Linked DNA regions of Mus musculus: region 2 is linked to region 1. The links are chromatin contacts, found by POLR2A ChIA-PET in ENCODE. All regions are on one chromosome and are shown on one strand. The core of a region is the stretch at or near the end of the contact, and the rest is flanking DNA. Distances in the headings are between cores, read along the strand shown. Region 1 holds the start of Ntmt1 (N-terminal Xaa-Pro-Lys N-methyltransferase 1). Region 2 has its middle 20 kb from the start of Gm39782.

Region 1 (3,005 bases), core at 359-2,858:
TAATCAAATATAAAAATAATTTAAAAAAAAAAAGCCTTAAACACGGAGGCTGGAGACAAGCTCCAGTCAAGAACACCAGCTGCTCTTCCAGAGGTCCTGAGTTCAATTCCCAGCAACCACATGGTAGCTCACAACCATCTGTAATGGGATCTGATGCCCTCTTCTGGAGTGTCTGAAGACATCAAAAGTATACTTGCATACATATAACAAATTTTTTTTTTTTTTTTTTTTGGTTTTTTGAGACAGAATTTCTCTGTGTAGCCCTGGCTGTCCTGGAACTCACTCTGTAGACCAGGCTGGCCTTGAACTCAGAAATCCGCCTGCCTCTGCCTCCCAAGTGCTGGGATTAAAGGTGTGCAGCACCACTGCCCGGCAATAAATAAATCTTTAAAAAAAATCTTAAAACACAATTTTTCTCTCTGTCTTTCTGTCTGGTTTTTGAAATAGGGTTTCTCTGTGTAGCCTTGACTGTCCTAGAACTCATTCTGTAGACCAGGTTGGCCTCAAACCCAGAGATCCACCTGCCTCTGCCTCCTGGATGCTGGGATTAGAGGCGTGTGCCACCTCTGCCTAGTTCAAACATAGTTAAAAAGATCAAGTAAGGAAAACGTGTTAAAACCTCCAAATCACACAGACCCTGGTAAAGCTGGAGCCCACCTATGAGATCATGTGGCCTTTGGTCAGTCCAGAAGATGCAAACACAAGCTCCGGGTACACCCAGAACCACACACCTGCAGACTCTGACCTTTTGATTATGTGGCTCTGGCCTTCAGGAAAGCATCCCCCCTCCCCCCAACACACACACAAGCACACACACAGGAAAGCCAGCTTAAGGAAACGATGTGCCTTAAAACAGCACTTGGGAAAGGACCAAAAGTTAGGAGAGGATTTAGGCTTCTCACTTAGACCCCAGTCACTGAGTGCCCCACCCCATACATCATTGTCATCAGTTACAGCACCTGTCCTAGGCCCTTATCAAAAGGATTAAAGACCAAAATGATCACACAGTTGGTGGAGCAGCAAAGCCTGGAGCATCTGGAAAAGATGGCAGGCAGCCTTGCAGAAGAGAGGCTGACCTTGGCCTCAAGGGCTCATGACAGTAACGATGTTGGCCAGAGCTGGAGGCAGTTAAACGTGATGGCAACCCGTGCAACCAAGCACTTAACTGCGAGGACTTGAGCCAAGCACGGCGCCGATTCCACACACCAACCTTGCAGTGGCTGCTTTCCTTATCTCAGAGGGGAAACTGAGGACTGGAAAGTGATGTACGGGCGCGAGTGAAGATACGTCTTGCCAGCCTCCACCAACGTGGCTTCCTCCAACCCAATCCGTGGTCACCAGAGTCCCTGCCCAGGTCTGATCGGTGAACCTCCATGGGACGTGCACGTGGGCCAGGGCCAGGCCCAGGTCACTTGACGACGGGGCCTCACCGCTTCAGGCAGTTGGGGTGAGCACCTCCCTCCTCCCTGGCCGCGTCCCTCGCGATACTTACCTGGGTCGGGGCTCCAGGGACCCGAGAGAAAAGGACGGGTTGAGAAGGAGGCTGGCAAAGACCGTAGCCCACAGCAGCCGCCACCACTCTACCGGACCAGACACCTCGCGGCCTCTGCCTTTGTCCGCACACGTCACTTCCCCGAGCCTGGAGGGGGCTGGACTCAAGATCGCTCCGCCCCGAGGCCAGTTCACTCCGCCCCAAGACTAGCTCATCCCTCTCCACAGACAGATAGCCCCTCCCCAGGGCCAGATCGCCGCGTCCCACAGGCAGCTCACGTCCAGATCGTCCCTCCCCCACAGCCAACTCCGCCCTCTCCAGGGCCTGCTCACACCTCTCCACGCCCCCACAGCCAACCCCGCTCCACGGCCTGCTCACTCGACACGCCCAGAACTTCTCTCCGCGCGACTAACTCGCCCCTCCCCACGCCCAGCTCGCCCAAACACAAGACCAGCTAGTTCCGCCCCACGGCCAATTCGCCCCTCCCCATCGCTACCTCGCTTGTCCCCGAGGCCAGTTCACCCCGCCCCCTGGCCAGATCGCCGCACTCCAAGGTTTGATCGCCCTATTCTTCGGCCAGATCGCCTTTTCCTTCGGGATCCTAACCCAGTTTTTTGCCTACGCGCAGGGACTTCATGATGAAGGATCCACAGCTGATATCTCACACACTTGAGGGTGTAGCTCTTTTAAGACAAGAGTCCAACTGAGTTCTGGCCGTAAACTTCAGGATCCTTCTGCATCATCGACGTGGTTGCTGGGGTTACAGGCACGCGCCTCCATGCGCCACAAGGCTGGATTCTTAAAAACCAACATCATGAGAGTTTTCCACCCTAAAAGGAGAATTAAGCCGGGCGTTGTTGGCGCACGCCTTTAATCTCAGCACTCGGGAGGCAGAGGCAGGCGGATTTCGAGGCCAACCTGGTCTACAAAGTGAGTTCCAGGACAGCCAGGGCTATACAGAGAAACCCTGTCGGGGGGGGGGGGGGAGGAGGATTAAAAGCCATTGTTGCTCAAATCCACCCATGCCCACTAGTATATTAAAATAATATATCAACCCAGGAAAGAGAACAGGAAAGAAAGGCTTTGACAGAGGTAAGGATTGCCAGGCCAAATAAAGCAGAAATCTAGAAGTTTGCCCTCCTGAGGACCGCCCTTCCCTATCCACTCAGACAATCTGCACCGGGTCTTGAAGGAAAGATGAGCTTGCTGCATGCAAACCCCCTCTAACCGCCTCGGAGTTCTAAGTTGCCTCTTCTAACTGGTGGATGTAATGATTCAGCTACAATACTCTGAGGGTTAAATTTGTGGGATTTGCGAGTTTAGGCTAGAGTCTAGTGGGGCTTGCAGGCAATGAAGGTTATCATAATAAGTATTTTTGCCTTAAGCTCACCTCTGTTGGCTGACACACCGGCTGTTAGACATACTTGTCATGCCTCCTGGGCTCTGCATTACAGTAGGTGCTTAAAGTTGTGTTTTGCTTTTACTTATTCTTTTTTTTTTTTTTTTCCTTTTC
Region 2 (3,005 bases), core at 242-2,741, 64 kb after region 1:
CATGCAACACCACTGGCCAGCTTATCCATTTTTTTCTTAGTGTTTTCTTCCTCATGATTACTGATAAGATTTTATATTTGATATTCTGAGTTATGACACATCTCAGAGCTTCTTTTTTTCTTCTTTTTTGTTTTAATTAAAAAATTATTATTTTATGTGTATGAGTGTTTTGGTTGCATGTATGTCTCTGTGCTGATTTTGTGCCTGGTGCCTGAGGAAGCCAGAAGAAGGTGTTGGATCCTTTGGAACTGGAGATATAGATATTTTTTGTCACCATGTGGGTGCTGAGAATTAAACTTGAGTCCTCTGGAAGAGCTGACAGTCTGTCTGTCTGTCTATCTCTCTCTGGGGGTGTTGTTTCGTATAAGAGAGAGTAGGTATGTGGTATATGCACATGTGTGCACAGGTACAGGACATGGAGTATCTCACTCTGTCTATCATTCTTTGTTTTATTCTCTTGAGACAGGATCTCTCACTGAGACTGGAGCTAGGCTGGCTTACAGCCAGCTCCATTGAAGCCGTGAGTTCAAGTTCCAGCTACTCACATCAGGAGGCTCACAACCATCTGCATATCTGTCTCTAGGGCATCTGGTACCTCTTCTGGATTCCATGGGTATCTGCACACACATGTGCACACGAGCACACACACACACACACACACACACACACATACACACACAAATAAATAAATAAATAAATCTTCATAGTAATAACATACACTGCACTCTAGGGGCTGGAGAGGTGACTAGAGTGGGTGGGTGGGGGTGTAAAGCTTGGGATGTCAGCAAGAGAACCTGAGTTAGGATCCCAGCACCCATGTAGAAGCCAGACACAAACTGTTATTGACTGTTATGTCTTCAGCTGTTTTAACTCTGTCTATCTATGATCTATCCAACTGTCTGTCTATCGTGTCTAACTTTGCAGCTCTAGGAATCCTAGTGATAGGCGAGCTCTGATCACTGAGGTCTGCTCCCTATCCACCCAAACCTCTTCTCTGGTCTCCAGCTCTTGGCTGTACCACTTAGGTTCCTGGAGCAGTCTTTGGGTGGTTTTGCAGCTGGGTCCCAGGTATGGCCATCTTTGTTTTGCAATCTTCCCTTTGTGAGTTCACTTGTGGGGGAGGAGGTATCTCTGGGAACCCCCGAGTAAGGCCAAGGTTTCAGTTTTCTGAGTCTGTGCACTGTTTATGCCCAGAGTCTAACGATCCTTTTGTGTGTTAAATTCTTCCTTTGGGCATCTCCAGGGCAGTGTGAGGAGTAGAGTCTAAATTTAAAATCTAAACCCCTGGGGGCCAAGACTTTCCAAGTCTCCAGGGCAGTTTTGTTTCTTCAGACCTTGGCAGTGGCCCCCAAACTAAGGCTTCCGGGTGCCTGCTCTGACTGTGTGGCTCTGCAGGTCTAGCTCTGAGTGGGCGTCACTTGCCACCTTTCTAGTCCCCACAGGGACTTGTAAACTCCAGTCCCCAAGCCAGCGCGGCCAGCGGCTGGCCCAGGCCCTCCCCCGCTGCAGCGATGCCGGCTCTGCATTCCTGCCTGGCTTTCAGCTTCTTTGTGGAGATCCCTAGGGAGTTCCCGGCCTTTCTCGCAAGCTCAGCCATGCATTTAAAAGGGTGTTTGTTATATTTTCCCGGCTACCGTTCCCAACCAGCACTTGTAGCGAAGGGGTTTTCTAAGCCATTGCCAGAGATGGAAGCCCTGTTTTTTTGTTTTTGTTGTTGTTAAAAACAAAAAAACAAAAAAAACCCCTCAGTATCTTTGTATCTCTGTATTTCCCAGCCCAGAGGACCCAGAGAAGCCCTGTGCATTTGGAGGAAACAGACCTGAACTTCTTGTTTTTAACCTACTTGGTAGTTTAGCCAGAGTCCTGGAGCAGCCCTGGCTCTGAGGACTTGTCTGGGATGGAGCCCTGGGCCACACTCATGCTGGGCATGGCCCAGGGTACCAGCTGTGATACACCCCAGCGACAGCTACCATTTCTGTACCTACATCTGTGTCCTCTCCCTCTCCCTGTCCCTCCCCCTTCCCCCTCTTCCTCTCCCTCTTTGAGACAAGGTCTCACTGTGCAATCCTGGCTGACCTGAAACATGCTATGTAAGCTCTGTAGACCAGATGACCAAAACTCAAAAAGGTTTGCCTGCCTCTGCCTCCCCAGTGCTAGGGTTAAAGGTGTAACATTTCTTTATGTGTGCCCAGGCCACGGGGAGTATGTGGAGGCCAGAGGACAATCTGTGGGTGTTGTTTCTGTTGGGGAGAACCACCCACATTCCAGAACCGCATGCTCTCCCAGGCCACTTTCAGTGACTCAGCGCCAGTGGCCACACCATCATCAGCTGCCAAATGTGACACATTTCCACTGTCCCACAGCATTCTCCCTGTGTGCCTGTGCTGTAACCTTCATAAGGCCCTTGCTTTCATGGCCTGTCCCTTGTCATTGCCATTCAGGGGCAGCCCCCCCCAATAAATCTCTCCAATGAGGGCTGGTGCATGGTTGGATTTTTCTGAATTCCTTGGCCCTCTGATCGCCACAAAAACCCTTACATTGGTGCCTGGGACTTGGATAGGGATCTCCTGGACCCCACCTTGAGCTCTGTGAGTGTGTGTGTGTGTGTGTGTGTGTGTGTGTGTGTGTGTGTGAGAGAGAGAGAGAGAGAGAGAGAGCTGCCCTGGATGCTATCCCTTTTCTGCAGTCCATCTGCAATAGATCCACCTTCGATAGCTCACCTATCGCTGGGCAACCCATCCACCTATGGTAATTGCTAAGTTTCCTCTTTGGTCCTACAAACACTTGCTTACCTGAATCCAAGGGCAAGACTATTGAGCATGTAGCATCCCTCTGGTGTTTGTGGAGGCGGAAGTCCCCCTAACCATGATCTCTAAGGCTACGGTTGGCCCTTTCTCTTGGGAAAGCTTTCACATTTAACTTGGTTTTCTCCTTTATGCTTCACGTAAAAGCCCTGTCTCCCCAGATGCCAGTCCTGACCTTCAAGCATGCAGTGAAGACCCAGG

What was found. ChIA-PET counts read pairs that join two places held with the same protein, here RNA polymerase II (POLR2A).
Region 2: POLR2A ChIA-PET joins it to region 1 with 11 read pairs in Patski. The contact joins the enhancer-like site here to the promoter of Ntmt1 in region 1. POLR2A ChIA-PET finds 5 or more read pairs at or near these places in 4 of 5 experiments (Patski and embryonic stem cell).

The regions. Positions count from the first base shown.
Region 1 is chr2:30,806,571-30,809,575 of GRCm38, reverse strand. Ntmt1 (N-terminal Xaa-Pro-Lys N-methyltransferase 1) reads right to left here and starts at 1,608. Exons shown (of 4, transcript NM_170592.3): 1 at 1,493-1,608.
Region 2 is chr2:30,742,663-30,745,667 of GRCm38, reverse strand. No RefSeq gene overlaps it. Among named protein-coding and RNA genes, the nearest start is that of Gm39782, 20 kb to the right of the region's middle. Within about 2 kb of position 1,491, at least 2 of the 3 ENCODE cell types and tissues checked have a DNase peak (open chromatin) inside an H3K27ac peak, as active enhancers do.